Regions from separate parts of the Homo sapiens genome. Here region 1 is linked to region 2. A link is a loop called in an ENCODE intact Hi-C map of the cell type or tissue named here. Cell type or tissue: dorsolateral prefrontal cortex. All regions are shown on one strand. Links, peaks and the distances in the headings refer to the core of each region. The heading gives the core; the rest is flanking DNA.

Region 1 (11,147 bases), core at 2,156-10,155, 89 kb after region 2:
ATTCTTTGGGATGCAGAGTTAATTAAAAAAATACGTCTCTGAATCACACTGAAAAAAATCAAGTATTCATAACATGGAGCTTAAAAGAATAAAATTCTATTCACGATTATGTTACAAAGTGATTTTTAAAAAAATTATTCAGCAGTCTTCCATAAGAAACTGCAATGGTCCTCAGTTGAGCTTTCTGTAGTTTTGGTAGCAGTATTTCTTTCTGGATTGAATTCATTTTAGGAAAAGTGATCAGTTTTGCTGTCTTGGGTAAATCAGCATTTACGTTTATAAAACTGAACATGCACAGATTATTTTATACAAGTACAAAACTATAAACAATTGGTTCTTAATAATATGCCCTAGCAATGTATTACCCATGACACTTTTTGTAATGTTAAAGCATTAAATGCAACACATATAAGTCTTCATGTGTGTGCACACAAGTGTATGTTTAAAATTCTCAATACTTCGTTTTTCTCATACCCAGATTAGGTCTCAGTAAATCAAAATGATGGCAAAGAGTATATTTGGGCAACAGCAATATACAAGTTTACCATGCTTAAAATTCTTACTTCTCTTACAAAACAAAACAAATTCCTTAAACCAATGTTTTAATCTTTAATTTGTCATTTAAATACTTATTTTCTATAATATTTGGATCACTTGTGACTAAGGGCTCCATAGTCACAAGTGATCCAAATTAGTTGTGACTCTATCTGGTGTCTTCAACTATGGCTTGGAACTACAAAACATTTCTTTAGAATTGATGGCATTGCCAGAGAGGACTGAAGTTTGTATGTGATATGCTTAGTAGAACGCCTGGTATATGTAAGCATTCGAGACAATTTAGCTATTGTAATTACTACTCAAACAATAGGGATAAAATGTAATTTGTATTTCATAGTTCCCTGAGGGTATTCACCTCCACTTGTAGAAAGAATGCAGGAAAAACAACTGGAAGAAAATAATAATGATTGTATTATGACTGATTTTTAACTTTTTTCTACCTTTCTTTTTGTCCAAATTTTCTACAAGGAACACGTGTGACTTTCATAATAAAAAATCAAATTTTAATTTTTTCATTGCCCTTTAAATTTTGTTGAACCTCTTTAGCATGTCTGTTTGTCATATTCCATTGCAAACTGCAATAACTACAAGTATGGACTGAAGGCATTGAGAAGTCTTGGCACCATTGGGTGGGAAAGGGAGTAATGCATCCATGCTCATGCCCTTGAAGAGTATGAAAGCAGAATGAAAATTAATGAAATGTGTTTTATGTTTTCTGTGTCATGTCACTAGTTTCTCTTAGAAAATTATTAGCTGAGGAAGGAACTATCCTGAATTCTGTGCTTCAATTAAGGGACAATGTCTAATGCACATCACCTTAATACCAAGAAGAGATTAAAGAATGCAGACACAGGAGATCGAGACCATCCTGGCTAACACGGTGAAACCCCGTCTCTACTAAAAATACAAAAAATTAGCCAGGCGTGGTGGCGGGCGCCTGGAGTCCCAGCTACTCCGGAGGCTGAGGCAGGAGAATGGCGTGAACCCGGGAGGCGGAGCTTGCAGCGAGCCAAGATCGCGCCACTGCACTCCAGCCTGGGTGACAGAGCGAGACTCCGACTCAAAAAAAAAAAAGAATGCAGACACAAAACTCCCAGGTTACAGGAAAGTAGGGCTATTACTTTCATTAAAACTTAAAGATAAGCTTAGAGTTTTAGTCTCTATAAAGCATGTCTAAAGTTTAAATCTGGAAAATTGTTTGGAAAAACAAAATAAACCACGGAAAGTAGTGTAAAAGAAGCTAAACTTTTAAGTCATATAAAAACAGTTTTAAAATTCATTATAAAAAGTGTGTGTTCTATTTTATATGTATAATACTACTGGAAAAAAAATAAGGCAAGTCTCTTTCCACTAAATTTTTTCTTTTTTTCTAGCAGAGGAACAAAGAAAAACCACAAACGAACCCCGAAATCTGAATTGGGATTATTATGGTGATTTCGATCTTGCAATTGCAGCTATTTCACCAAAGGCTTTTATTTCATCCTTGCACTGTACTTACCATAAGATGCTTGCTACATGTAAACATCAGTACCTATTTCTGTTATTGCAGAACCATTTTATTCAGCACTGACATAGAGCATAAACATGAATAAGGTATATTCTTTTCAAGCAAGAAATGTGAGAGGTAAACACAAATAGCAATAACATACTTGTAAAAGTGCTCTGAGAAAGAAACAGATGAAGTGCTGTGGGGATTACCGGCAGAAAGGGCTCTGTCTCATTCCTTAGCAGAGCCTTAGAGAAATGTTTTGCTGGAAGATGGGTTGGCTCCGTAAACCCCTTGAGGACAGGAACCACACCTCATTCATCTTTGTATCCCTTCCTGCTAACATTTGATGAATGTTTAAAACACATTTTTTAAATAATATTGTATACAAGGGAGTTGACTCTGGAGCCAAATTTCTGGTTCAAATCCCACCTCTGCTAAGTTAGCGAACGAGCTACCAAATTTTAATTATATTTTATAGAAAACTTGTTTTCTCCAAAACGAGGTGTGTGTGTGTTTTAATTCTAATGTCATGCTCTTAGTATAACAGAAGAAAAATGTTTCCTATTGAGGACTCCATTCATGGTAGAAACATCCATAATTGTCTTACATGGTGAGAGAGTCTTTAAAATTATCATCATTGTATATTATTAAAAACTAAAACAAAGCAGTATCCCTGATGTCTAATTATAGTGAATTGTTCCTTAGTGTTTTCATGGACTTCTGGGAATTCACAAAATAAACAAACTGAGAGGATGGCCATGGTTATTCATGAACTAGAATTTCAGAGTTAGAGAGGGCCTCAGACCATTCTATATATTAATCTCCTCACTATTGGTGAGGAAGCCAAGCTATAGAGAAGACTTAAGTCAGAAGAATGAAGGGCAATGATAGAAGAGATTTGAAACTAATTTTCTTGACTTTTGTCTTGATACATAGGAGGTACTTCATAGAATATAATAATATATAACATATAATATATAATATTTAATATATTATATATAATGTATAATAAATAAACAAAAGTGTAAAAGTAGGATGAATAATCAACACATGAAATTATGAAAAGGCATAATGGGATATTTGGGTTTAAACTACAGAGACAGAGAAATAATGGCTGATAGTGATTTAGGTCACAACAAGTGAGCATGACTGATTTGGGGAAAAAACATTCTTTTCCACAAAGAGAAGTAAGTGCTGTAACACCACCACCACCACCACCACCAACACTCAATATCTTATCTTTCTGTTTTTAATTCTATCCTTAATTTTATTCTAATGTGTTAATCTTATCTCCAGAAAAATGTGGCTAGGTCATACCATGGGGAAGGATGACTTTGATCAATGATTATATCATAATACTTAAAGTTTTATTAAATCCTTACTGCTATCTCTAATGTTTAAGTTAGCCTCCTATTAATTGGATGTCAGCTCAGTGCTATGAAATATTTTTATATATCTATCTCTCTATATATGTGAATGTTTAAAATCATGCCCTTGTCTTTAAGAAATTTCTAATTTAAAATAGATGAGATTCACAAGGTACTAACACAGTTCACCTATCTCTGCAACTGACCTTTAATTTGGTTGTTTAATTTGTCCTTGAATATACCTGGTTCAATTATCACGCAGGAATGAACAATACAGAAAATTCTTGCTGATTTTTATCACAAAAGAAGTAGACATGTACCAGCAGTGCAGCTGGAGCCAGAGGGGCTCCAGAGGTGACAGTGCTCTCAATAAATGCCTGACCTTGACCTTCACCCATGAAGTGAATGATGCTGAACTTCCAAGAACTCAGACAGGGTTGCAGATGGATTTTATTACCTTTCTGATGTAAATCTATACTTAGTTGTAAAGTGTTATTCTTAAATGTTCCTACTTATTAATTTAGCTGATTTATTTGCATTTATATTTGAACATTTCTTGCAAATGTAAATAGCTTTCCATTTATGCTCTTGATCATTTGCTTTGTCAATAAACATACTTAATTCCACAGGAATCCTAAAGAACAGAGCATTATAGATTCATGAATCCAAGTATTTAATTTCATATTTTATTGCTAACTTTTTATGTAAAAAGAGTGAGTAATGTTCATTAACACATCATATTTATTTATGAAGTTATATTTTCATGATGAAATTTTATACTAGCTTAACATCTATACAAGATTTTCTCTAGTGGGTAAATTGCTGTCTCATGATAAAATAAAAAAAGATCTGTTTACAGATTTGAGTCTAAATTTTGGTCTAAAGGAAATCGGGAGAACCACTACGCCACCATATTTTTGACTTATGAATAGCTTGAAATGGCTGTTTACCAAACTTAAATGTTTACACATCCCCAGACGGAAATATCTTTTATGATTTTCTCTCTGCTGTTTTGGGAAAGGGACATTTTCCTCACATAACATCTAGGTTTTGAAATAACACTGGAAAAAAGAATATATGGATTACAGATTCAAGCCCCAGGATGCCTTTGCAAGTTTCTCTCTCTTATACATTCCTAAAATGTATTTTAAAGCCGTTATCAGTGTGAACTATGTGAAAAGTTGCCATTTTTAATAGAGATTTTAAAAACCATTCTATTTGATTGGGGACTATCTTTCAATATTTAATTCAAAACACTATACATATGACCTATTAATTTACTCTCAAACTGAGTGTGTACTTCTGTCACTCATGTACAACTGAGCCATATTTTCAAATACCCATTTTCCATATACTTTATATATAATTATATTTCCTTATAAAAATTATTTATTTCTTTATTTTATTTAAATCTGATCTTCCTACATAAGTTTGTGTCTTTTCAGCTAACTTTTAAGTTCCCAAATAAGAGGGAATATCATAAAGCTTTGTTTCTGTAAGAAGATAAGATGCTAAAAAATATTTGATAATGAATGAATGAATAAGTATTTACTTCTATAAACATGACTTGGATAAGCACTTCTGAGAAAAGGTTGAGGTTCAGAGAAAGGAATCACGATTCAAAATAAAGAAAAATTAAGATGAAGAATGAGGACTCAGGGTAGGTGGATATCAGATATGCTGAAGAGATCTATTTCTTATTCTGCTCTGTGTTTCTCAGATTTTATTTTAGCACCCACAGTTTGGAAATCAGATAAGCTTTCCTGGGAGTATAGCCAAAAGGCAAAGTGGATTTCAGCAATTTCTATTTATTATGGTTGTACAGTGTGTCAGGAACTGAATGGAACATATACGTTACATTAGAACATCCTTTCCCACCAAAGGCAGTGTTCTGGTTCCTCATCTATTAATATATACCATATACCTCATATGAACAAAAGTAAAACATACGTTGTTTCATATAATATTTTTATACATATATATTATGTCACGATTAGTTTTATATTTGCAATTTTTCCATCATTTGGTAGGTCTGTGTTAACCTTTCTATTGAATGGGCTGGAACCATTTTAGCCAGTGAATATCTCATGTAAGAATATTCTAAAAGAAATAACACAGAATGCAACATAGTCTTGCTTTACCACTAACCGGCTGATGACAAGTAACTAACAGTCGGTGCCTTGGTTGGTGATATGGCCAGTCCTTCTGACTTGACAATGCAGTTATGAATATAAACTATGTTATAAATGAAAACATATTTTTTGAAGTGAAAATCATGTTAAAGATAGCGCCAATATTTATGGCTGTGCAAGTCATTTCCAAACCTGCCTTTCATTTTATTCGTTTTTAGAGAGGGGAAGAGCTTCTGTTGGCCTGGGAACCTTGTTCATTCTAATAGGAGAGTGGGTGCTGCTCTGAAATGAAAAATGACACACACGAATTTGCAGAAAGCTTGAGGTAAACATTTAGACAGCTCACACGAAGCCTTTCACCCAGGCCTGCCTGTCTTACTGGGTGACATCCAGTTGCTATGCTTCTCAAAGGGCTCCCCCTGCCTCTGAGATGGCTCTCTAAGGTTGCTGCAGATTCAATTTGTTCAAGTTGTCTGTTTTTTGTTGTTGTTGTTGTTTGTTTGTTAAAATCCAGAACAGCAAGCCTAGAGTTTTCGGGCCACTCTATTAAAGGCATCATAGAGCCACAGAAATCAATACAATCAACTTTATTTCACAATCAGGTGTGAATGGTCAATATGCAGAAATCCATTTCTTCTAGCTCCGTGTATTGGTGTCTATTTTAATTGTGTGCATAAAGGAGTGGAACGTGTGAAGGAAGTGTGCCAAACAATCTTCTCCATTGCTCAGTAGGGTAATGTCTTGTAGGCTGTGTTTAGGGCCATGGAATAGATCATAAAGGTTTAAGGCCATATAGGGTCACAGTTGGAAATAAAGTCAATAATTTGAACTCCAGGTCTCTGGGATTTTATGTTTCTCTGTAGACTGTAATTTACTCATATAATCGTGCTTACTTAAAGAATGCATATATAAATGCATAAATATTCCTCCCAGTCAACCAACTTTTTCTGATCTCCAGTAAATCAATGTTTGCCAAGAACTTTCACTGTCCCAAGGTATTAAATTTGCTAACATTCTATAAAAGTGTGCTCCTGGCTCTGGTTGGAATTTTAGCCTCTGGTTTCTACTTCTGACTTATGAGGATACCTCATTTTAAATGTGCAAACAGGCAATTTCAGTGATTTAAGGTAGAAGCATACCTTGAGGTTCTAGTTTCCCATTTTTATTTATCATCATATTTCCTCCTTCAATTCTCTCTAAGTGGGTATACCAAAGGCAATTCACAATTCTGCATCTAATATAACTGTCAATGAAAATATTTGTATTTCCTTGGGACTGAGGAAATCAGAGAGATAAAAGGAAACAGAAATACTTCCCACTGCAACTAACTTATCCCATTAATTAGTTTGAGGGTATAATTTCCATATGATCACCTTATTGTAGAATTTTAAATGATGGGAAGTAGTGGTCTCTGTTTTGATGAGATAATCTTTATCAACTGGATAATGTCCCCCCTCAATAATATAAGGATATTTCTAAAGCAGAGAATCCAGTATTAAAACTTGGCAACAAATCTGTGAATGTTCTTATCGACAAGAGTCAGAAATCAAACAATTAGGCTTCTTAACGAATTAATGTACACTTCAATTTTCAAATTTGAGATGGTCAGAGAGATTAAGAAACTTGTCTAAGGTCACACAGGTAGGAATTGCTACAACTTGGATTAACATCTCATCGAAAATTTCCCCCATGTCTTCAAAACCAGAAGAAAAATATGAAAATAATCTTCTCAGTCAAATAACGCCATGATATTCATTTCGCTTACAATTATATAATCCATGGGGATAAATAACAGATGATTATCATTTCATATAATGAGCAAATCATGCAATTAATTGATAAAATAAAAATTTAAACCAATACAACAAAATATTAGAACTAAGTAGAAAAAGTAGAATAAATATAACATTGGTCTAATTTTATCGTAAAGTTAGATCAACAGCTTCTCCCCCAATAAAATCTAATTTTACACATATATCCTATTTTACATATATCTTATATATAAGATTTATACACATGATAAACTCTAGATACTATTTAAATTGCTTTTTTATTACATTAAGTACTATCTCAAAATGTTAATTTATTAAAGTTTAGTTTAGAATAATAAAATTATTTTACTGGGAAAAGCTTCAGATTCTACCAGTCCTTTTGTGATGTGAATGAGAAAACTGAAACCCACAGAGATAAAGTGATGTTTCCCAAGTCATATACAAGTTAGAGCAGAAACAGGCCTGGGATCCAAGTGTTTTGCCTGTTGGCTTATATTCTTTCTTTTGTTCTTCACACTTGCCTTAAAAAAAATCAGACAGGAATTTGAATGCATTACTCAAGAATAATTGATTTTTTAAAGGGAATAGTTCATTTTCATAATAATTTAATTTCATCTTCAAAGATGCTAGATAAAATGCTTAATCTATACTAGTCTATGGGACTCTTCAGAAGTTTAAATCAAACCAAGCAGACTAATTAAGGCTAATTAAAAGATGAATTTGTTCAACAATTCTTTATTTAATCCAACATGTATTGCTTGCCCACCATGACTAGGCTCTGTGCTAGGTACCAGGGTTGAAAAGATGAACAAGATACAGCCAAGAGAACCACCCCACCAAGAAGTAGGGTAAGGGGAGCTGAGACAGAGTTCTGCACAGGCTCAGGGTGCTATGAGAACATGAGGAAGGCATCTAACCCAGCCCTGGAGGTTTACGGAAGACTCCTTATAGGAAGTGATACCTTCAGCTGGATTTTGAAGGATAAGCAAGGATCGGCCAGGTAGGTGAGAATGTGGGTGACCCGGTCAGAGAGAACATCACTAGAGAAGGCCAGAGGCATGGAGGCACAAGTCCAATTTGGGGACATGTTCAAAATCTAGTAAGGTTAGAGTTTGGAGTTCTTATGAGGACATTGTAGATGAGAAAACAGCAAAGTAGGGCTTATAAGTCATATATTATTGTGGAGGCCAGTGTTTTTCATACTTCAGTGTGCATTAAGTTCAACTGTGGAATCAGAGTCCCAGGCCTCGTTCTCAGGGAGCCTTATTCAACAGGGCTGCAGTGGGGTCCAGGAATCTACATTTCTAACGAGCATTCTAGACAATGATTCTAAAGATGATTGCACTTAGAAACACTATTATAGATGATGCTTAACATGAAAGGACTTCAAATAAAAGGATGATATGAGAGAGGAGCGGATGACTCCCAGGTTTCTGACTTAGGTAATTGAGTGGATGGTGGTGCTATTACACAATCCAGAAAAATAGGGGAAGAGGTAGGCCTTACGGAAGTTGGTACAGTTGGTGGTGGTGACAGTGAGTCCATATCTGAACATGTTGACTTTGAGTTGGAACAGGTACAGGTAGTCAGTTAGTGAGACTGGTGTTAAGTTGGGGAGATGTAACTGGTTTGTGGACAAATATTGAGGATGAGCATAGATGCTTAGTTACTTTAACATTTCTTTATCTGTTTAAGCATTTATTAAAACACCAGAATAATGTGCAGTATAAGCCACAGGTAAAATAACAATTTTGGACAAATGAGACCCAAAAACACATGTATTTTAACTCTTAAAATAGAAGATGGGAGTAATGCTTCCTTGATATAACACAGAACATTTAATTTCTATTACTTATTGATTCTGAAACCAGAATATAATCACATGAATGTGCTAGGAGTTGATTTCTAAAATATTAATTTTAACAAAATCAGCTATGAAAGAAAACATGATTTTTATTTTGGTATTTTAATTTTACATTGAATAATTTGATCAATGCTATCACATTCTGATTTTTATAATGTTACTTCTTAGTCCTTCCACACTCCTAAATTAATTGAAAGTTTAAAATTAATTTTAAGACATTAGGGAACAAATGTTCCATTTAAAATAGATATTTTAATATGAATTGAGATTAGTAAAATAAGAGCTGTGCATATTTCCTCCACAATAATTTTGATCCTGCCATTTAGAAGTAGTTTCCTTTCAACAAAGCTGGTGTTTTCTCTTCCTGCATAAATGGATGTCTAAGATCATAAGAAATTAAGAGAACTCCCTCAAATAAATAGCAACGGATTTTTCTCAAGTAAAGTCTTGTATTTAAAAGAGGGGTTAATTTAAAGGAGGTTAAAACATTAAAGTAATACATGAAACACTTGGTTAACTACCTTATTAATGTTGAATGTTTTACAATAGCAAAGTACAAAATAAAACATAAAAATATTTAGGTAAGTAATAGAATTTTGAGTGGGGATATTTCAGCTTGGTTTATACATACAATCAAGATAATATTGAGGATCTTGAAAAGTGTCTCCACACTGGGCTTCTGAGCTCCGATTAATCCCATAGCCTCAATATTATTCTGGCCTTCTGGGCATTTCTGATTCTAGAGGGGATTTCTGCATAAAAGATGGGTGTTTTGTGACTGTTCTGTACTCCACTAAGCAAGTGCACTCCATCCTACACAAAGGGGCTCTCAGAGTATTACATGCATAAATGTTACAGGTGTTGAGTGCAGAGTATCGGTAAAGCTATTTGGATTCTACATCTGTGTTGAGTAAGTGGTAGAAAGAATGCATCAGTGATTTCTACCCTCCAAGGCCACCGCAATGTCCAGAAAACTTGCAAAATCATTTTATCTCCTGTTAGTTGAGTCATTTTGCAGCGGCTGAGGTACCGACATGGAGATATGGCCTGAATTTGCTATGCAGGCGCAAGCAATAGAGTGAAAAACAGAAGACCCAGATTCTACTCCTCAGTCCCCAATTGATTTGACAAGGAAGTCTGGGGGAGGTGGTCCAACCTGTATGCTGCATTCTCTTTATCAGCATGACAGAGATAAAATATCTATCTTTTGCCAACCTCACTGAGGCACTCTAAAGATTAACTTTTACGAACATCTCACTGTCACAAAAAGTGACTATTGTAGCAGAGATATCAGTATTATATCACAAATAAGAATCTGCTATATCAGGGATAGCTTTACAGGAAAATGTCTTATTTGCAGAATGAGGAGACATACGGCAGCATGCTCCCAAACAGCACGTCCTCTGAAGAATTAGGAGAGGCTGATCTTTGGCTTCGTAAGAAATATCAAGCTTCTCGATGTTAGCAAAATTTTAAAATGTATTTTCCATTATATGGTTAGTAGTAAACTGGGGGAATCGGCCCTGACCAAGCACTCACAGATGTATTGTATCACTAATTAGAGGCCTGATAATAATAGAATCCTAGAGCTGGAAGGAAAGCCAGTAAGCCTTTAAAGAGACCATCCTCTATAAAAGCCTTAGCAAACACATCCAATTTGTGTTTGAATATATTTGGTAAAATAGAGCTAATTTATTCACCTTTCACCACTCATCTACACACACACACGCACACACACAGAGAGAGAGAGAGAGAGAGAGAGAGGGAGAGACTAGCTGCTTGGTAGAGGAGACCCCCTTCAGAGCCATACCTAGCTCCTTGGTAGAGGAGACCCCCTTCAGAGCCATACCTAGCACCTTGGTAGAGGAGACCCCCTTCAAAGCCATGCCTATGGTTGTGCAGATTGGCTGTGCAAAGATGTCTGGGTGAGGGGGCACTATTCAGGTCTGAAATCCAACCCTCTAC
Region 2 (11,147 bases), core at 1,046-9,045:
TTCAGCTCTCTTTCTTACCCAAGTTGGAAGGCTGTGTGCAGAATCTGAGAGGTAAGAATTAGAAAGTCCTAAGGAGGAAAGAGTTCACATCAGAAACTCATCTTCCCTTTCCCAGGGAGGTTGCTCAGAGGCCAGTGGAAGTGCCTTGCTTAAAAAGTTTCTATTGGCAGCACAGTGTGTTTTCAGTAATAATTCTGGTCATTCTTTAAACTCTGCCTAATGTTATTTTTCTTAATTTAATTTTTTGAATAGGTGTTACATTGATAGCGTTCAAAAATTTTAAAAAGGCATCCAGTAGAAAATCTTCCTCACGCCCCTACTCCCCATCTGCCTAGCTCACCCGTCCATCATGCCCTATCCATAAACACTGTGGTTAGTTTTTTTTATGTGTCCTTCCAGAGTTTCTTTATGTCCATGCAAGTGAGCACAGATACTACACATATTTTTATCCTATCCTTCTAATGACAAGAAGTAACATACTGTACCAATTATTGCATACTTTGCCTTTATTACTGGATACATCTTAAAGATTTTCCTACATCAGTGCATAAAGAATTTATTTTTGTTATATCTGCATAATAATATTCAGTTATAAGATTATATTTACTTTATTGATGACAATTTAGATTATTTCCTATTTTGACACAGAATCATTGCTGTAACAAATAATTTTGTGAATAGTGCTACATATTATGAAGGAACAGTTTTAACTCGCTATCTCTAAATTTAGGAAAATTAACTTGATATTAGGCAAAACAAAGAAAAATGATACCAATATTCTATGCCAGTATTAATGTTTCAATTACTTGATTTAATTATTCTAATATTCTGCCCAAATCTTCTTATTCACATACTTAATATACCACAACATACAAGTGCAGGTAAAATTATTGGAGAAAATGTCAGCATCACAAGGTTTCTGATGGACCATATTGAAAATTGTTTTCTCTCTGTGGTCTACTCTGTGTGCTATTTACTCCACACATGGCTTTACTCTTGATTTAAAACCAATCTCCCCCCTCCAAATGTTTCTCCTGAGTCTTCCAATATTTCTGTTTTTGGCACTAATATTCACTCAATTGCTCAAGTCAAAAAGCCTGGCAATTATCCCACGTTCTCTTTTTTCCTCACCTGCAATATCCAATCCATCAGCAGAGTCAATAAATCTTGAATGCGACCACTTCTCGCCACCACCACTGCTGCTACCCTGCCCTCATCTCTCAGCTGGACTCCTGAACTGGTCCTCTTGCTGCTGGACTGTTTCCATCTGACCCCACAGTGCTCTCCTTAACAACCAGAGGAAAAGGCAAATCCGATTACATCAGTGCCCTCGGACCAGCCAGCCAAGATTGGATCCTACTTTCTCATTCATCCTGGAGTCAGAACCTCCTCCTGCCCAGCCACACTTGCTGTTCTTGGAACTTACTAAGGCTTGTTCCAACCTCACAGCTTTGCAGTTGCTGTCCCTTCTGCCTTCCACCAGAACTCCTCGGCCTCTTTTCATATTCAGGTGTCAATTCAAGCATCACCTCCTCAGATGGGCCTCCTGATTACATCATCCAAAATAGGCCCTCCTTTGCTTTATCTTGTGCTAATTCTGTTCAAAGTCCCTCCATCCCTTTATCTCGTGCTAATTCTGTGCAAAGGACTTATTGCCAATTATGGGTATTTTTCTATGTTTGCTGTTGTCTCTCCAACTAGAATGAGGCTGTTCAGGAAACCCTGGGCTTTCTCCACAACTGCCACATTCACAACATTTAGAGTAATGCCTGTCACATGGTAGGTGTTCAACAAATATCTGTGAAATGAATGAGTAGATACAAAATAAAATATTGTTTAACCGTGTAAACTTTCTGGGTAATTTTGGAAATGGCTTCAACTCATAGAAATGGTCACCATCCAAAACAATTTTTATGATTTCTGGGTAATGCCCCATTTTAGTGTGTTTAGGAAAAAAGTAATGGTGTGGACTTAGGCAGATCCGGGTCTCAGTTTTGAATATATATGTCCTTGGAATTTTTAAGCAAATTGTTTAAACTCTCTGGAAGTTAGTTTTCTCAGTTAAAAAATGAAAGTTTGAATTTTGTGAGCTCAAATTATTTTTAATTATCTATTAATTAAACAAGTATTTACTGAGCATGTAGTATGTCCTAGGCATTTGGGATCGCTGGTGAACAAGACTGATGCCATCACTGTAAGCTTACAGCTTAGTGAAGGACTCGGGTTCTTCCAAATGGTGAAACGTGTGATAAAGAGAGGCACATGGTACAATGGAGCACAGACAGGGACCCTGACTAAGTGTAGGCTCTCAGGGTAAAGACAGAGGCTGTGGCTTGAGATCTGAAAGATAGTTACGATTAACTAGGCACAGAGGGGTTGGGAGTCCTGCCAGTGTAAGGAGAGAGGCATGTTCTAAGAAGGGAAACAGGCCAGTGTGGCTGCCTGCAGAGAGTGATAGGGAGAGGTAGGCAGGGGCTAGCCTGTGTCACTCAGAGAGTGGTATGTGGACTGTGAACTGTTTGCTACCTTACTGGGGATGAGGCAAGTATAAAAATTGGAAGTCTACATTGTAGAAATTTTTGTAGCCATTTCACAAAGTAATTTTATGTTTGTTAAACTAATAATAAAATTGGGCTTGCATTTTGTGTGACTTTTTCCATTTCATTTATTTGAAAAATTAATTGTTATTTTCTTTATAAAATCATCAATCTGCAAGGAATTGGACATTAAAAAAACAAAACCAAACAAAACCTGCCCTTCACCATCGTTTGTGTAACCTTGCAAGCTAAGTTAAAGATTTTGGTTTTCATCTTATGAGAAATAGTGTAAACTGTAGCAAATGCTCATGTCACTAGCACACTAGTTTGCTGTTTAAATGGGGGAAGTTTTAGCCAATAATTTTCTTTTCTATTGTAATTATTTAACCTAATATATCAAAAATTATCATTTCAATATGTGATCATAAAATATTATTAATGAAGTATATATTTCTGGGACTAAATCTTTCCAAGTCACTCTGTATGTTAAGCTTCCAGCACATCCCAATTTAGGCAATGCATTTGAATGCACAGGTCTTGTTTCCCCACTTTTATTTATGTTAAGGTTGATCAGTGGGTCCAGGGACTATCTGCCTGTTCCTTTCATATAATTGTTTAACATTTGCCAACAATTCTCTTTACTTCAGTAATAGTTGAGTAAAACCAGTTTGCACGCTTACAGGAAGCCAGATTGTGAGCCTTTGGGTGGGCTTATATGCTCCTGCATCACCAGAGCCTACTTTATTACAGAGAGAAGCTCAATAATATTTGCCAGATTAAATTACAACCATAATTCAGAATAGCCATTCTCAACATTTTCAGCCTGTGATCCAACTGGGAACACCTGTACCCATCCCTTTTGGAGGAGGTCCCAGGAGACAAAGAGCCATTTACAAATGGCTGAGGGTGGGGACTGAGAGAGTGCTAGGGCCTCTCGGGGACACACACCCTTCCTTCCCCACTTAAGCTTCAAACAATGTGTCGAGGGGCCTTTAAAAACCATTTACAACAAATGGTGGGTAGGCAGTGGACAGCATTTAAACAGTTGTGTATCTGAGTTACAATCTCAACTCTCCAACTGATTCTGGATTGAATTTTAAGCATTTTCCATCATTTCCTGCAAGCAACCATCACCTACCACCGGAAGCACAGTTCTGTGTTAGATCTAAAACTCAGTGATTCTTATAAAAACCCAGCAGTCCCTTTTGATGTGACAGAGAAAAATTGAGGGCAAAGACCTAGAGTTGGCTTATACTCATTCCATTTTATCACATAAAGAACAAAACTACTGGAGCACAAGCCCCAGTTTTTGCTGAAGGCAATTAAATCCTAACCCATTCCAGCAAAATCATCAAGATCCAGGCTTGAAGCCCCTCCATGCCATTACCTTTCCATACATTCTCCTTAGTCTGATGACTGAAATTTGTAAACAGCTGTCCCTGTCATTAGTGTGAGTTACTGAGAATCCAGCTGTAATTCTATTCTTCTTTTCTAACTCTGTTAAGTTATATCCAAAAAGGGAAACATGTCAGGCCAGTAGGGCTCACATGATAATGACTTATTCCATCAAGTCTCAATAATCTTCTAATGAAGAAAAGTACCGGCAAGGATTACCTAAACCAAGGGATAATCCTAAGTGACATGTTTAGAAACCCTGATTTTTTTTTAAGGGATTAGCTCTAGCCTCCCAAACAGTTAAAAATCAGGTTGCTTCCCTAGCTGACAGCAGGGGGCAGCAGATCAGAGTCAGTTCTGTGCAAGTGGTTTCAAGGATGGAAAATCTGTGATGGAAAAATCCTCAAAGTACTTAAATCTAAATATAGAAAACCTAAAAGTTGATTCCTCATTTAAAATTTATTTGACAAAAGAGTAGAGCTAAGTATAAAGAATTTTGCATTTATTTTCAGTCCATATTCTGTATTACATTTATTTTACAGTTCATATTGCATTAGGTTGCATCTTGTGAAGTTGCCATTTTTTTTTTTTTTTTGGTAAGTCAGAAGCTGTTAAATATTGGTAATTTCATAGGATTAAACCTTATAGTTTGGAGCAGCATTTAGATATAGAACTACTCTTTAAGTATACACAAAGAACAGGCACATGTTTGCATTTGGCAACCGCCCCTGGTTCAGAGAGATGATTATGAGTCCCTGTGGACGTTAAGATCAGTTCCTGCCTAATGCCCCTGCCCCTGCCTCTTCCTGCTCCCTAAAACTGGGATCATGGATAACCTTCAACTCCCATGACATCTTTTCCCAAACCAATCACATCTCCAGTGTCAGTCACTCTGTCCCCACCCACGTTTTTTAAATCTGTCCCGGTGACCTGCGTAGACCTATCTTGCTCTTTCTGGTTCTCTTGTTGTTTATCAGACCGGGACATAGCTGGGGCTAAAACCACGGGCTTCCACATATTCCCCTTCCTTTCACACTCCCAATTTTGAAAACAAGGTTTTTATGTCTGAGTTGCCAAGCCTGAGTGAGCTCTTAGTCTGTTTTGTATGTATTTTTCAAAGTGTGGTTCCTGGACCAGAAGCATCAATATCACCTAGGAACCTTTTTGAAAACAAATTCTTCGGCCCCACTCAAACCCACTGAATCAGACATTCTAGATGTGGGAGTCTAGCAATATGAGCTTTAACAAGCTGTTCTGGTGATTCTGATGCCTGCAGAAGTTTGAGAATAACTGCACTAGGTCATAAAACTGTTTCTCTTTTGATTTTTGTTTTCTGTTATCAACTGCTTTGTATACCTTATTCTTTTTTCTAGACAGTGTCTAACTTCCTTTCCAGAGGCTTAAAGTTCAGCTTAATCCTAGATTAGTAGCTGCACTCCTGTTATATATGGAATAACTTCCTAGTAGCAAAATTCCAACTTCCTGGGATGCTGATATCACCCAGTCTGGCTTCTGCAGTGCTAGCCTCTGCCCACATGCTGGAATCCATGAAACTGGCCAATGGTGTCAGTACAACTGAAGTTTGTGGTGCTCCATGAATATGGTGCTTTGCCTACCCACAGAAGTCTCTTATTGATTGGCACTACCCCTGAGACTTGTCCTGTACTATGTCTGGTCTTTCTCTAACTTACTAGGACAAAATAACCATGTTTGGGCTTTAAATATGCCTCATGCTTTCCTGGTTGTTGAAATCCTATTTGAGCAGTTAAAACAAGAGGAAATGTTAGGATCTGTCATTCAAAGTGGATAATTTTACTCTAAAAATGGTCCAAATATTTGGTGCTTTTTCTAAAGACATTTTATGCTTGCTTAAACCTTTCATCATTTTTATCTCTGTAGCAACATGGAGGTAAAGGAAAATGCCACCTCATACAAATGTAAATTTTGAGAAAGAAACGCTACTATTTAAGCACAGTTTTTTTCAGACAATCCCTGTTTGCTTATTTGTCCATTTCTCCACTGGATATTGAGTTCCTTGAGGAAGGAAATATTTGACCTGTTCAGCCTTGTATTTCCAGCAGTAGCCTATAAGACAGTACATACCTAAGAAATGTTTAAGAAATGAATAAATTAAAAAACACACACACATACACAAACCCACTCACATACAGAAATAAATGATACATTTCTCCAACTTGTCTAGATTATTAAATGTTTTTCAAATAAAAAATGAATTCATTGCATTTGACCAAGATTTAAGCTGAGTGTCTATTGTTGTGTTCAAGATAGAAGGCTAGAGTCGAATTGGTGCCAGTATTGGGACCTCTGTCAATAACGGACCTGGCAAAGCTACTGTCCTAAGAATGCAGATCATCATCACATCTCAGGAGGCAAAGGCCTCAAAGGACATCTATTCAATCCATTCCATTTTTTTTGAAGGAGGAAACTGAGGACCACAGAGGTGAAGTCAATTTCATAAGGTCACTGAGTTGGTTGGGGGCAGACTTGGAACAGAGAGCCCAGGATTCCTGACTTTTAATCTCTTCACGGTCTGCTTTCGAAATAGCTTTTTGCAATTATTTATAATGATAGAACCACATTGGAAAGTTTGACTTTTTCCCAAATACTTTTTTTCAAGATTATAAATATCTTAGAAAAATGACAAGATGCCTGAAGCCGTATGTTCTGATGTATTTAAATTATTCTTATCTGTTTCTTTTAAGAGAAACTTGCTATAATTTTTTTTCTAAAGAGGTTCAAAGAGGCAATGTTTCCAAGCTTACAAATGAAAAATTCATTGGATACAGCACAGCCCAATTAACTCGAATGTTAACCAGAGGGTTCCTGAGATGATCAGTTAAGTTCACATGTATCTAAACTCAATTTTCTTTAACTTCATTTATAATGAAAGAAATAGAAATAAATACAAGTTATCAATTTTTGTCTATCAGATTGGCAAAGATTAAAAAGTGTGACAGTGTTTTTGGATGGCAGATTGCTGATGGAACCAAACTTCTAAATGCATATATGGCCTTCTATCACTAATTTCACTGCTAGTTATTTCTATTAGTGATAAAATTAGAAATGTGCAAATATTTCTATGTACAAGGATATGTTTATCCTAATCTTATTTAGAGTTATAAAAACTAGAAGCAACATACCTGTCTATAAATAGGTAACATATCATATATATACATTATAACCCAGTAAACAAAACATTATGCAGCTATTTAAAAAGATAAATTATATTTATATTTACTGAGACTGGAAGATCTCCAGGACATAGGGAGCAGGGGAAAAATAGGGTTCAAAACCTCAGGTATAGTATAGTCCTTTTTACATAAAGTTGTGTGTGTGTATGTGTATGTGTGATTATAAAGAGATATATGTAAGAATACCTTTTAAAATATTGACAGCAATTACCTACGGTGAATTTGAACTGCTTTTTATTTTGCTGTTTACGTTTGCTTGAGTTTCATATATGAGCAGGGATAAGCTTTAAAATTAGACCAAAAAAGTCCCAAACAAAACAACCCTACCTCCCCAGAAAAGATCTATCTTCATGTTTTAAACAAAATAAAGGTAAATAATGTTTTAGTATTGCCAAATTCTGCTTCATGATATTCTGAGGAATGGGTACTAGGCAAATGCATATAAGACATTTCAAAAGCCACAAGAGATAGGATTTCAAATATTGTTTGATTTGATTCTTATTTAAAATTGGAAAAATAAAAGTTAATTTAAGCTCTATTCACATTCTTAACTTTTTTAAAGATACCTTTGATGAAGTAATTCATGGCCCCAGACTTAAAAAAATTAATAATTATTTAAATTGACAAAAATTGCATATATTTATAATGTACGATATGATGTTTTGAAATATGCATGCATTGTGGAATAGCTTCATTAAGTTAGTTAACATATGCATTACCTCATATATTAGCAATTTTGTGGTTAGAACACTTAAAAATCTACTCTCTTAGAGATTTTTGAGAATACAATACATTGTTGTAACTATAGTCCTCATGGTGTACAATAGATCTCCTGATCTCCTAAATAACTGAAATTTTGTATCCTCTGACCAACATATCCCCAACTCCCTCCAGCCCACACCCACAGCCTCTGGTAACCACCATCCTGCTCTCTGCTTCTATGAGTTCAATTTTTTTAGATTCCACATATAAGTGAGAGCACATGGTATTTGCCTTTCTGCACCCGGCCTATTTCAGTTAACATAATGAATGACCCCTGACTTTGATCCACATATATCTTGAATTGTTTTTAGCACTGATGGCTGCTCTGGACCATGTGTGTTTGTCCTGCCCATGTACCTAAGCGACTCTTGTTACCAGGAAATCGACAGCCAGTCATGGAAATGATTATGGCCACCTGCTGCGTAAGTGCTATATGCACATGTGCCTTCTGTGCCAAAGCTATCATCCACAGCACCAGCTCATGCTGCTAATGCTGGCATTTTCCAGGGAAGCTTGTCCTAGATGAAGTGACTGGAGATAATGGAGTCATATACAATTCTCTTTTTTTTTTGAGAAAACTAATTTCAATACCAGTGAAATTTCTATTGCTAAAAAGCCAGCACTTTAACTGAATTTTTAAAATTCTAAAAGACATTGGAAACTAGTCTGAAAATTGGAACTAGGAACACTGATGAAATACAAATGGAATTTTAACTGTTCTGGGTAGTTACATCAAAAATCTTTACTTTTCCTCTTCCTATTTCAAGGTTCAGCAAGGAAGTCAATGTTTTTGGTGACAAGTGAGTGATGGGGAGAGAGGCAGGAGCTCCATTAACATTTGTTGAATGAATGAAGTTTCACTTTAAATTAAAATTTTGCAAGCATCAGGCTCACCTGAAGAGCCTCACCCTCAGATATTCTGATTCAGTAGGCCTTTGCAGAGTCCCCAAATTTGCTTGTAGGTGGTGCTGACCTGCTGGTCTTAGGACCACCTTGAGTAGCACTGCTTTAGATTGCAGTCTGTTCCCTATGTTTGAATTGTGACCCACTCTGACATGCCTGATGGCAGAACACTTCTCTAGCTGGGAAGGTTGTGCCAGGACTCAGAAGACCCAATGGGACACAAAAGAAGAAACGGATATCCTCTCTGACAAGCCAGGCAGATCTGCCGAATTTGGCTTGGCGATTGATGAGCAGAGCAAATGCTCCAGCCAGCTTGCTGTTACGTCCAGCCTGCACCAACTCTATCCAGATCAAGCAGGTTGGCATACAATTCATGCATATGAATAGCTGCTACTCTGGAGGATATCTTATATGTATTTTCATAGAGTAAAATTTGCATTTACATATAGCACATTTCTGCACAAGTGGATATGGCAAGATCTATGTATACATATGGAAGGAAGGAGGATTGGAAAGATTATGTGTACTGAACCAGGGATTAAGCTAAATGTCTGTTGAATAAACCAGGCTATTTAGGGAAAAGAAATGGTAGTGAGAACTATCATTTATGAAGCCTCTGTTATGTACCATGCACTAAGAACCTTCATGAACATTGTCTCAATTAATCCTTAGCACAAATGACACGATAAGGTGGACACTGTGAACCTTATTTTGTGGGTGAGGTCTCTGAGTCTCAGAGGTTAAACAACTTGCCTAGTAAAAAATGAAATTACAGAATGGCAAACCTGGAATTTGAATTCAGTTATTGTTTTCAAAGTCTATACTCTCTCCACTTTATTTCCATTGACATAACATCAAGCAAATAAAAATTATCTAACCAGAAAATATTATTATGAATCTAATATCAATTTGTATTCCCTATGCCGTTTATTACTCTCCTTGTTTGGGTTTTTGCTGAACACACAAAAGGGCTCAATACTAATACTCTAATTGTTTGGAAACTATAATCTCAAAAATATTGATTTCCTTATGTGGTAGCATTTGATTGTATTAATGTATTTTAAAAAGCATTTTCTTTTTACTAGTTCAGTATCATAAATTAGAGAGTCACTGTGTTTATGTGCCTTCCTGTTATAAATGGTCAGATGTCAATATTAAAGCATTTTGGATAGAAAAGGACCTGATTTTGGCAGAAATAACTTGGCCATGAATAAACCCAGAAGTGAAACCAAGCTTATGAAGGCCTGTATGATCTTTTCATTATATGAGAATTAAAAAAAAAAAAAGAGTTGCATGCAGTGTAGTGGCAAAGGGGCAGAGGGGCAGACTTACTCGAGTCCTGACTTACAATATGAAACATGCTACCCTAGTCACAAAAATGATACTTTTGAATAATTTATAATAACATGGGAAAAAGGCACTGTGTAATGCTATGTAAAAAAGTTTCAGAATTAAAGTGTACATGCAGTGTGACTTCAATGAAAGAAAACCATATACACAAAGAAAGAAAGATTTGTAGGAGCTACAACAAACTAGTAGAAATGACTGCATTGTGGGATGTGCTTATGGATCATTTTTGCTTTCTTTTCAAAACTTGTAAGTATTTTCCTGTTGCTTATTTTCTACCACGAGCGTATATATTTCTGTTATTTATTTTCTACCATTAGCATCTGGGCCACTGGGGCCTCCACCCCATGCGGGATGTGCTTTTGGGTTATTTTCGCTTTCTTTTCAAAACTTGTATTTTTCTGTTGTTTATTTTCTACTATGAGCATATATCACTTTAATAATGAGAAATACATGTTTTTTAGAGTTAACCAAGTAATTCTTTTCCTATCTATAAAAATTTGCAGGTAGTCACAATTATTTTGGTAGTTGCATGGTTTGAGTGTCCCCACCAAAACTCACGTTGGAACCTTGATTCCCAGGGCAGCAATGTTGCAGGTGGAACTTTTAAGAGGTGGAGCCTGATGGGAGGCATCTGGACCATGGGGCCTCCACCATCATGGGGAGCTTGATGCTATTCTTGTGATAGTGAATTCTCACACATGGGACTGGATTAGTTAGTGTGAGAATGGGTTGCTATAAAGTGAAGTTCCTCCTCATTTTGGCTCTTTCTTTTTTTGGCATACCCACTTTCCCTTCTGCTTCTCTGCCAGCTGCATGAGGCCCCCACCAGAAGCTGAGCAGATGCCAGCACCACGTTTCTTGGACTTCACAGCCACCAGAGTTGTAAGCCAAATAACTCTCTTTTCTTTATAAATTATCCAGTCTCAGGTATCTTGTTATAGCAACACAAAACGAATCAAGACAGTAGCTGTCATCGCAGTCCACTGTA

The links. Hi-C counts contacts between places; a loop is a spot of excess contacts. Peaks named below come from ENCODE experiments on the same cell type or tissue, not always from the same donor. Only the 100,000 strongest peaks of a DNase experiment are listed, where the experiment ranks them.
Region 1: it touches region 2 in a loop (5-fold over the local background); 7 of 110 quality-filtered maps call a loop at or near these places.

What each region holds. Positions count from the first base shown.
Region 1 is chr3:180,012,852-180,023,998 of GRCh38, forward strand. The region is part of intron 1 of PEX5L (peroxisomal biogenesis factor 5 like); the gene reads right to left. Among named protein-coding and RNA genes, the nearest start is that of PEX5L, 19 kb to the right of the region's middle. RefSeq lists an enhancer at 1,504-2,003. In dorsolateral prefrontal cortex, for the core only: CTCF peaks have their summits at 5,965 and 6,166; a DNase peak (open chromatin) is centred at 5,940; H3K4me3 peaks cover 505 bases; H3K27ac peaks cover 2,565 bases.
Region 2 is chr3:179,924,979-179,936,125 of GRCh38, forward strand. The region is part of intron 2 of PEX5L (peroxisomal biogenesis factor 5 like); the gene reads right to left. Among named protein-coding and RNA genes, the nearest start is that of PEX5L-AS2, 32 kb to the left of the region's middle. In dorsolateral prefrontal cortex, for the core only: CTCF peaks have their summits at 4,264 (motif pointing right) and 4,476; DNase peaks (open chromatin) are centred at 4,273 and 4,671; H3K27ac peaks cover 7,278 bases.